Linked DNA regions of Homo sapiens: region 2 is linked to region 1. A link is a loop called in an ENCODE intact Hi-C map of the cell type or tissue named here. Cell type or tissue: heart left ventricle. All regions are shown on one strand. Links, peaks and the distances in the headings refer to the core of each region. The heading gives the core; the rest is flanking DNA. Region 1 overlaps RB1 (RB transcriptional corepressor 1). Region 2 holds the start of LOC124903174 (a long non-coding RNA gene).

Region 1 (5,397 bases), core at 66-5,065:
TTAGGGTTGCTGTGTCCGGACGGCATCTTTTTATAATCCATTAGTAAAGAGGAAGGTGCTTTTTTTTCGTTTTTCTTTGAGACAGTGTCTCATTCTGTCACCCAGACTGGAATGCAGTAGTGCAGTCACGGCTCCCTGCAGCCTCAACTTCCCAGGCTCAAGCAATCCTCCCTCCTCAGCCTCCCAAGTAGCTGGGACTACAGAGGTGCATTTTTTTTATTCTCATAGGCTGGCATGGCCTTAGATGGGGGACTGGTCCAGGTGTTTCATGTTCTTAAAATGTTGCTCACAAAGTGTAGTACCCAGACCAGCAGCATCAGTATCACCTGGAAACATATCAGAAATACAAATTCTTGGACCCTACACTGGAAACTTTGTGACTGGGCCCAGCAATCTGTAATATGTGTTTTAACAAGCCCTCCTGGTAATTTTGATGCATGCTCAAGTTTGAGGACCATTGCCAAACAGCACTTTAGAAAACCTTCCTGATTATTGCCCCACTCTCTGTATCTGCTACTTTGAGCTTGGGGGCTCTCTAAGACTCCCACTTCCACCAGTCCCCTTTCCTGGGGGTGTTGTGTGCTGTGGTTTTCTCTACTTTATTGTATCCACAATACACTCATCATTTATTTTTTATACTAAAAAAATGAATCAACTCCTCCACTTCCCTCCACAGTTTTTCTGCTTCACAGTCTGAGTACTGCTGGGTTTCACTCCCCTGTGATATGTGTCTTTTTTGTCACTTCTGTAGGGTTTGCGGGGAGAAAGGAGGTAGAAGTGTGTGTTCAGTCTGCTCTTCCGATACACTGAGTTCCATTATCTCATTATAAATGAGAAATAGTTTCATTTTTAAAAGCAATTGCACAATCCAAGTTACACAAAAAGTCATACTACTTAAGCCCTTTGACTGCTGCTAAAAAATAGTGTTTTTACATCAAAACACAGGAGATCTTTAAATTACTAACAACATAACCTTCAATTTAATTTTCTTTTAAAACTGATAATTTTCCAACTAATTTTACCAATTATTGTTAGCTCATATTTTAATAGGACATAAAACCTATGAATCATAGGTTTTATATATAAAAAAGGTAAAAAGGTTTTATATATAGTACTTTACGAACAGAAGCAATTTATTTAAATAAAAATGAATACTACTTAAGACTTAGCACTAAAAAATTATACCATTTGATTTATATGTCATATAGGTAATTTTTGCTAATGGCCAAAATTATTGGACAAAAATTACTATACTTTATGTTGTGGTCTCATAAGACTTCCTGAGATGACAAAGACTGAAACACACATGATTCAATATAATCTTAGCTACCTAAAACGAGGGGAAAAAATGGACCTGCATTTAAAGAAAAATAAAGCAAAGGACACATATAAATAGTTTCTGTAGGCCAAGAGTGGCAGCTCATGACTAATCCCAGCACTTTGGGAAGCCAAAGCAATAGGATCACTTGAGTCTAGGAGTTTGAGACCAGCCTGGGCAACAGCAAGACCCCGTCTCTACAAAGAATAAAAAAAATTAGCTGGGTGTGTTGGCTCACACCTGTAGTCACATCTACTAAGGAGGCTGAGGTGGGAGGATCACTTGAGCCCAAGAGTTCAAGGCTTCAGTGAGCTATGATTGTGTCATTGCACTCCAGCCTGGGAAAACAGAGTGAGACTCATCTGTTTAAAAAAAAAAAAAGGTTTTCTACAAGGGATTTCTTTACCACTCTCCATCCCTTCCCCAGGCCATTTGTTCTTCATTGGAACTGAAATGTGCAAACGTTTATTTTCAGAAGACCCCGTTAAAATATGTGGGTTCAACTAAATCAGATGCCAATCTAAAAGTGTACACTATTAAAGGTGTCTGATATTCCTATGAAAAAGATAATGCAAAAAAATTATATTTTCAAGAACAGATAGTAAGTTCAGTATTGGATTAGTGTATCCTATGTTCATTTTTGTTTATGACTCATGTAAAAGACAAGTAATTTCACTTCTCCACCTTTTTCATCTTAATGTTTAAAAGAAAAAAACTAAATGATAAAACCTAATATAAAAACTATCATTACTTAATATGTAAATTTAAAAACTTTTAGACAATTAAATTATCTTAAAATAAGAAAAGGGCATAATGATAAAATGACCAGACTTAAAAGATAGCAAGACAGATTTATGTTAGTCTTTGAAGAATTCTTAAGGAATATAATCAAAATCTTAAAGATAAATTTGTTGTTATATTTAGTGGAGATAAGAACCACTGAAACTTAGCAAAGTAAGAAAAGGCTTTTTTGAAAAGGCTAAGAAACAAATCCAGCTGTTTCCTATTCTACGTTTCCTTATCATGTTCTAAATCTAGCACTTACAGGAAGACACCAAAAATACCTTTGATATTTGGCCATTTCTGAGAAAAGCTGAAAATATGAAGACCCAATTAAGTAAATTAGTAACAACACCAAGGACCACAAATGTGTATGTTGAAACAGACTGGGTCGTGACAGTTCAGAGTTTTTAAAACATGCTATAAATAGTTGGAAAAATGAAATGCCAAAAAGTTGTTCTATTTTATAATTAAAGGTAAGTAAGCTTAGATGATTGAAGCATAATTGCCTTAGAGTAGTTCTAAAATTTTAGTAAACTCAATAATTAATAACAGCCTTTTATTTTGCTGCAGAAATTCAGAAGCCACACTAATTAGGATCGATTTCTCCTATTTCTCTTCTTTGTTTCTTGCATATCCAGAATTCTAGAGCCCTTCCTCACAATTCCAGTTAAGATTTGACTGTAAGTTTACAAACTGAAAATTCTAAAACTAAATTCAAGTAATTATCTAACATCATGACTCTTTATAAAATTCTCTGAATAAGAGTATATGTGCTTCCATCCCACAGGTTAGGTACAGAGAGTATGTCCTAGCTATTCTTCTACCATTGCTACTTCCCTTCTTGTTTGTACTTGAATAGTGAACTAACACCACCCTCAGGGTAATTACTGACATGATTCATAACTAAAGCAACATAACAAATTCCAACTGTAATATAACAGTGAACACTGCCCATACTTAACAATGCTGGAGTCCCATGATGCCTTTTCCCCCTGAACTTTTTCCATTTTGAGAAGGTGATGGGGGAGGAGGGGTGCCTCAAGAGAAGAGAAAAATTCTCTGTACTTATAGTAAGCCAAGATAAACAGGTTAATACTGTGTAACTGAATCCTCGGTTCTCTGTTCTTATGAAATCACTGTATAGCAGAGGAAAAGGAATGAAGGGTACTAACAATTAATTGTTATGTTTCTAATTACTATTCTCATAAATGCTCATTTATTCCTCACAACAACTGAAAGTTATCCCTATTTTACATACAAGGAAACCTGAGATACAGAGACATAATTTGTTCAGAACCACACCAAAGCAAGTTACATGACATCTCTGGACCTCAGGTCTCTTTATCTATAAAATAGGGATAGCAGTGTTTACACTTCCAGGCTTCTGTGAATATTAAGTAAGATCCGCTAATTCAAAGTCTAGGCCCTTTTTGCCATAGCATAGTAACACTCACAAACACAAAAATACAAACACAGATAAAACATGAGCAAATAAACGAATCATGACAATGCACATACCAAACAGTAAACTAATATACACTAAAAGGCAACATAGAGGCTAAAAGTATAGTCTCTGGAACCAGATAGCCTGAGTTAAAATTCTGGCTCTGTCACCAACCAGTTTTGTGGACACAGGAAAGTTTCTCCATCTGTGAAACAGTGATGACAGAATCTATTTCATAGAGTTGTGAGAAGTTATGAGTTAATACACTGAAGCACTTTTAACAGTACCTATAATAGGACATATGCAAAAACATTACCTATTATTACTTCTACACTGAAATGTCACACACATAAATGAGAGTTATTTTGATGCTGGTCTGTATAATTATCAGACAAACTTCCAAAGAAGTAAGCAAGTGATGAGCACTACTTCCTAAACTAAGTTTCTATGAGCTACCTACAGGACATTCCTGAGTTGTTAGATTTTTGTTTGTTTTTTATTTTTGGACATCCTTGAATTTCTTAGTCCCTTTTGCCAATTAATGAACAAAGAGAATGGGTAATGTGTATAATATGGATGGTGTGGTGGGGAGGAGTGACATGAATAGACAAGTTATGAATATTTCTCTACAGTAAACTCTGGCATTTTTTCATATGTCAGAGTGTTTTAAAATTAAAGAAGGGTATAGATACATAGAGAAAAGAATAGACTTAGGGATCAGACATAGGACTCAGGTACTACAAGTTACTTGAGCAAAGGTTTAGAAATGAAAATGATTTTATGTTTAAAATCATAAACAGATCTGGATGAAGAACTCAGGCTTACATAAGCATTTAACACAGAATACCTGCATTGATTTATAAGTTATCTCAGTTTCTTTAGATTTTCTTATTGTTGTCCTTTTTAACATATGAGGACCCACATGAAAACCCATTTAATGCCTTATTAATCCTTAACAATGATGAAGAAAGTTATTTTATTACATTGAGCTTATATTCCTAGATCTTTAAGCAATCATCTAATTACATTTCATATGTAGCATATCCTTGCTACATTTCAGTGGATGATTATTCATATGAGTTAAATTACTATCTTTTTTTGTTTGTATTCTTTCTGCTTATCTATCTTAAAATTTTTGTAGATTATTAGTTCACTAGCAGAAAAATAATGTCACTATAAAATATTTATTCCTAAGATATTGCCTTCTTTTATTTTCCCTTCTTTGTCGTTACATTTTTGCATTCGTATAGAAGATGACTTTAGGCATACCTGGAATCTTTTACTAAAAACAGAGAAAGAGTAAAACAACAACAAAAACCTCAGGTCCAATGTTTCAGTCTACGAAAACAATCTAGATGTCTATTTCACCTCATTGTCACCCCTTCCCTTGAAAGTTGATCCAAATACCTAATTTCAACCTAAATTATTGTGGATTCTGAAAACACTTATAGTAAATTCTCATTTCTAGGAGTTGCATGAATGAAACATATATGCATACTAGCATTTACTTTTATAATATAGTTTGCTCATTTTTGTAAAGTCTTCTTTTAATCCTTCTTCCTGAGGAATAAGCCAGACCAATAGTCACAGTGCACTGCACAAAGGAGCTAGTCAACAAATGTTACTTTTCCCTTTCTTGTTACTTATTAGCTCCTAGGCAAAACACTTCCCTTGTTACTCAGGATAAAAAATACACATACATATTATGCTTTCACTTAGAATAAAATTAACTTACTATTTGTATTGCTCCCTTTATACTGTCCCATATGCCTGACTATATATTATAGAGGTAGTAAAAACAGCATGAATGATTTCACAGAAATAATGTAGTACAGTGACAGAGACCTTTACT
Region 2 (5,397 bases), core at 103-5,102, 130 kb before region 1:
AAATTACTACAAATCAGGCCGGGCGCGGTGGCTCACCTGTAATCCCAGCGCTTTGGGGGAGACCAAGGCAGTCAAATGTTCTTGAGCCCAGGAGTTAGAGACCAGCCGGGACAACATGGCAAAACTCTGTCTCTACAGAAAAACGAACAAAAAAAAAATGAGCCAGGCATGGTGGCACACACCTGTAGTTTCAGATACTTGGGAGGCTGTAGTGTGAGGATCACTGGAGCCGGGAAGGTTGAGGCTGCAGTGAGTCATGATCACACCATTGCACTCCAGTCTGGGCAATAGTGTAAGACCCCATCTCATAAATAAATAAATAAATATTGCTACAGATTAAAATTGTCCAGGAAAAGGTAGATTGGAGACCAGGAATTATTGGGGTTACAGAGTGACATTAAGGACTCTTGTTAAAGACTAAAAGAGAGTTCTACTTGGAGATTTTACTTCAAAGGAGTGGATGGCTTGCCTCCTGGTAAGGGATATTGATAATGTCCATCAATGGAAGGCTGAGATGATACTTCCAGCTTTCATTGTCTGGAAGGAACATGTATCTAGTTCACATGGTGATCACATTCTAACAACGTGAAAGTTTCCAGGAAACTTAAACCATAATAATTTTTCAGCATTAATTTGACATTAGAGTGGGTTTCTTTTACGTCTTCAGCCTTGCTAATTGGCCTGAGCTAATATCTCTTATGTATATCTCCCTATGGAAGATGTTTTGAGCTAACAAGTACCAGTAGGAGATAGTATGTGAATAAAACATAAATTTTGACTGCATTATAATATGTCCTGTATTATGCTGCGTGTATGTATGTATATAATACTGAACAAAACCAATCTCAAGTGGAAATGAGCCAAGGCCAAGAGGGCCTGCCATGTTGAAGGAATATATATGCTGTGGGTCAAAGATCTTTAACAATTAGGATCTCTGTAGCAGGCGTGTTAAGATTTTTTTTTGAAAAATTGGATTAAATCTATAAGGACCGAGATTTAAAATGGATTTACAAATGAGATCTCAAATCTCAACTCACATTAGTGCATATAACAACTTAAAAATATTTTTATCATTTATGTTGGTTATTTTTCATATTTGAAAATGACACTTTTGCCGTGTGTGGCTGAAAAGACTGAAGTTGTCAAGCTCAGTAATCTTTTCAATTAAATACCGCTTTGCTTTGTACTGAAGATCTGACTCATCACTCTTGTTGAAATTTGGAAAACTTTTTAAAAAAACAAATAATTAAAATAGCAACAGGGTTTCTGTATTCTACACAACAGTTTTCTGTTTTTCATGAACATATGACAATACCATTTCCTTTGAGGTTGTGTGCTAGTTTTAGTTATGCTTTTAGTGTTTTAGTTTTGTCCGTCCTGTTTATAATTGTTCCATTTTAATTAGCCATGTAGGTATTTTACTGTTACTTGTCATTGATTTTAGACATCTCATTTAAGTGGAGCTAATATTACAGCTAACACTATCCCTTTTTGCAAGTGAAAACTGGGATCATGTTTTATTGTATACGTATTTATATTATTTATAACTTGAAGATGACCCTTAAAAAGCTATTAAAGATACTATCTAATGACTCACCTAAGGATATATTTGGGAACCATCATTATCCTATTGAAATTTATGTGGTCTGCAGCTCATTAACACACCGATGCTGTAAACTGCATGCTGGTACCCTAAAAGATATCGATATTATTTAATTTCCTGTTTCTTTTGATTATAAAAGCATCATCAAATGTGTTACCCACCCAGATGGGATAATTTTAAGCATAGAGTTCTATATTGAGAGAATTCTAAAAATATCAGTGTGTTTCTCAAGCATAGCTTTAGAGTTGATCTCATTAAGTTGAATTTTAAAATATGTAATACTGGGACTTCTCTGCAGGAATTGCTATTTTTTTTCACCCCTTCTTCTGTAATCACTTCTAAAGAAGAATTATTAGCATTTAGAAGCCCCTGATTAACTGCAAAATGTCAGCATTTAAAACCTACCATTGGGTTGGGGTAATGTGGACAGAAGTCCCTAAGAGAGCTGGATATTGTTTTGCTCTACGTTATTCTGTTTGCTCTCATGTATTTGCTTTCAATTCAGTGCCTACTGCAGGCACTGAATTAATATTTGTTGAATGAATTAGGCAAATGAACCTATGTCCCATAATCAGCTTAACTCATTTTTTAGGTCAGAGGTATTACCGAGTAATATAACACATTGTGTAGCAGATACACTGATTAATACTGATTACTTTGCCACAAATAATATGTACAGACTGCCTGTTATATCTTTTGTACAGGCAAATGAATTATTTGACTTTATGTGAGGATTAAGAATGAATGTGTTTATCACATTATCAAAAGAGTGTCCCCTTGTTCAGTAGTCTTCAACTGTGTAGTTTTTAAAAGTGTAGAGAAAACTCTCAACATAGAATATATAGAAATAAGGAGTTATCTGCCCCAAACAGGGATACTTTAAAAATAAATTAGTGAACCGTACAATTAGGAAAACAGCTGAAATAGGAAATGTCATGTGACAGATTACCTTACTTGATATATATTTGGCTTTGAAACATTACTTTTGTACAGACTTGAACTACTGGCCACCGAGTGTCCCATTTGGAACCTTTAAAGACAGAGATCAGTGGCAGGAACTTCTGCGTGGAGAGGTTACTTATCATTCCATTTTCTATTTATATTGCAAGGCAAACATTAGTATAATAAGATTCTGTAAAAACAGTTTTAGGTTACATTTTAATAAAATGAGGAAATAACATAGGAGACTGTTTTGCAAAGAACAAAGCACCTTTTAATATAAATATATATCATATATATATATCATATATAAATATATATCATATATATATATATCATATATATATATATATGAGCCAAGTCATATATCCCAAAACAAACATATAAGGGAAAAACTAATAAAGTAACACATAGTAAGATAGTAAGATAATATTACTGTCATCCTATAGTAAGATGATATGAGATGATCTTATGCTGTAACACTGTCACTATGAAGAAAATCTTCCCAATACTGTTGCCAGCTTCTGCCTTGGCTCTACAAGAAACATTGCCCTCCTATGCAGAAAAGGGGGGACATTTGTAAGCAGATTTAGACCATAAGTAGAAAGCACATTTTTGCCATTTTAATACACTGATATTAAACATTTTTTTAACTATTTTGGATTTTTCTTACAGGTACAATAGTATAAATGCTACTCATTGGATATGTTATTTAATCCTCCTATTTAAAAAAAATCTATTTATTATTATTATTTTTTGAGATGGAGTCTCACTCTGTCACCCAGGCTGGAGTGCAGTGGTGTGATCTTGGATCACTGTAACCTCTGCCTCCCAAGTTCAAGTGATTCTCTTGCCTCAGCCTCCCAAGTAGCTGGGACTACAGGTACACACTCTTACGCCTGGCTAATTTTTGTATTTTTAGTAGGGATGGGGTTTCACCATGTTGGCCAGGCTGGTCTCCAAACTTCTGACCTCAATTAATCCTCCCATCTCTGCCTCCCAAAATGTTGAGATTACAGGCATGAGCCACCGCGCCCAGGCTATTTTTATTTTCTTAGAGACAGAGTCTTGCTCTGTTGCTTAGGCTAATGTGCAGTGGTGCGATCATAGCTCATTAAAAAAATTATTTATTTTTTATTTTTTGAGATAAGATCTTTGTCACCCGGGCTGAGTGCAGTGGTGTGATCATGGTTCACCGCAGCCTCCACATCCTGGGTTCAAGCGATCCACCTATCTTAGCCTCCCAAGTAGCTGGGACTACAGGCGTGTACTACCACGTGTAGCTAATTTTTAAGTTTTCTGTAGAGACGGTGTCTTCCTATGTTGCCCAGGCTAGTCTCAAACTTTTGGGGGCCTCAAGCGATCCTCAAAGTGCTGGGATTACAGGTGTGAGCCACCATGCCTGGCCTTCCTAGGGTATTGATTCAATTTTATTTTACAGATGGCTAAAGAAATTATAGTTTATGAGTTTTCATTACCAAACGTTTATTGAATTTCCATGTCCTTGGTAAAGGCAAAATTAGAATGATAGCATTCTCATTTTAAGAGTTTATTTTCTTTAACATTGGGTAACCTTAATCTCTCCATCCTGAGATGATTAATTTAAGCTTAAAATCTTGAAAACCATCTTGTCAGATGGAAAAGCTGTAGCATACCAATTCATTGACAGAGTTACATGGGACCTTTTATCTTTGGTATTCCCTCCACCAAAACTTCCCCACGAAAAAATTCCCATCAAAGTCTAGCCATGCATATGTTGGTATCCATAACACATTAAAATAGTACTGTCTTCTGCATGTTTTAAAATGTTATCAAATATCAAATGTTATCAAATGATACCATATGTATCATTTTGTGACTTAGTGATTTTGGTGAACATTGTTTTGTAGATATACCTGTTTTGATTCTAGATAATTTATTTTAATAGCTATATAGTATGCATATGCCACAGTTTATTGGTTTTGTTGATCAATTTGTTCTTTCTTGCTTTTTGCTATTGGGAATATTTGTGTGTATGCTCTAGAGTTTATCTAGGGCAGTGTTGCTAAAATTGCAGGACTTGTTAGTGATCTGGAAATTAGTGGGCTGAGATCAGCATTTTCTTTTAAAATGAAATTGAACAAGATAAAATAGGATAGAGTAGGGTAGAATAAAATAGCATAAAGTAGAAAAATGGAAAAGATATCAAGCATCTCATGTAGGAGGAGTAAGAATTATTTTGTGAAATTTCAGTTATATATACATATATAACTGAATATATATATATATATATATATATATATATATATATATATATATATCATGAATCCTTTGCTCACTTTTGAATTGTGTCGTTTGTTTTATTCTTACTGATTTGCAGGCATTCTTTATATATTTTGTGTATGGATCCTTTCCAAGCTGTCCATTATGCATGTTACAAATATCTTCCCCCATTCTGTGGCATATTTTTCCTTTTGTTCAAGTTTACTGCTCTTTTCTTTGTGTTTTATGCTTTCCTGTCTTATGTATGAAATCTTTAACTGCTCTGAGGTCATAAATATATTTCTATACTTCTAAAAGTTTGAAAGTTTTGCTTTTTTTTACATTTCCACATGGATTCTCTTTTATTTTCCATATGGAAATACTATAGATTAAATTCTCCTTAGTGTGCATTTTTTCATGTGTTTCAGTGTCCAAATTGTTGAAACCCTCTCCTGAAGCTTATAAAGTATGATATTCTAAAGTTACATTTTATAACTTTAGTATTTTTATAATAGAGCATCTCTGCTGCTGACTTTTTAATAGTAGATAGCACAGATACAATTTTTAAGCTGTATTTTTCTCAGATAAAGAATGGATTGTTAAATGTGCAAGAC

Evidence for each region. Peaks named below come from ENCODE experiments on the same cell type or tissue, not always from the same donor. Only the 100,000 strongest peaks of a DNase experiment are listed, where the experiment ranks them.
Region 2: it touches region 1 in a loop (3-fold over the local background); 24 of 110 quality-filtered maps call a loop at or near these places.

What each region holds. Positions count from the first base shown.
Region 1 is chr13:48,398,682-48,404,078 of GRCh38, reverse strand. All of the region lies in intron 17 of RB1 (RB transcriptional corepressor 1), which reads right to left. It also overlaps a transcript of LPAR6 not described here. Among named protein-coding and RNA genes, the nearest start is that of LPAR6, 12 kb to the left of the region's middle. In heart left ventricle, for the core only: a CTCF peak has its summit at 2,970; no DNase peak of the experiment used is centred there; H3K4me3 peaks cover 1,942 bases; H3K27ac peaks cover 4,509 bases.
Region 2 is chr13:48,524,819-48,530,215 of GRCh38, reverse strand. The region is part of intron 1 of RCBTB2 (RCC1 and BTB domain containing protein 2); the gene reads left to right. LOC124903174 (a long non-coding RNA gene) reads right to left here and starts at 2,512. Exons shown (of 2, transcript XR_007063795.1): 1 at 1-2,512. In heart left ventricle, for the core only: no CTCF peak of the experiment used is centred there; no DNase peak of the experiment used is centred there; H3K4me3 peaks cover 1,489 bases; H3K27ac peaks cover 2,009 bases.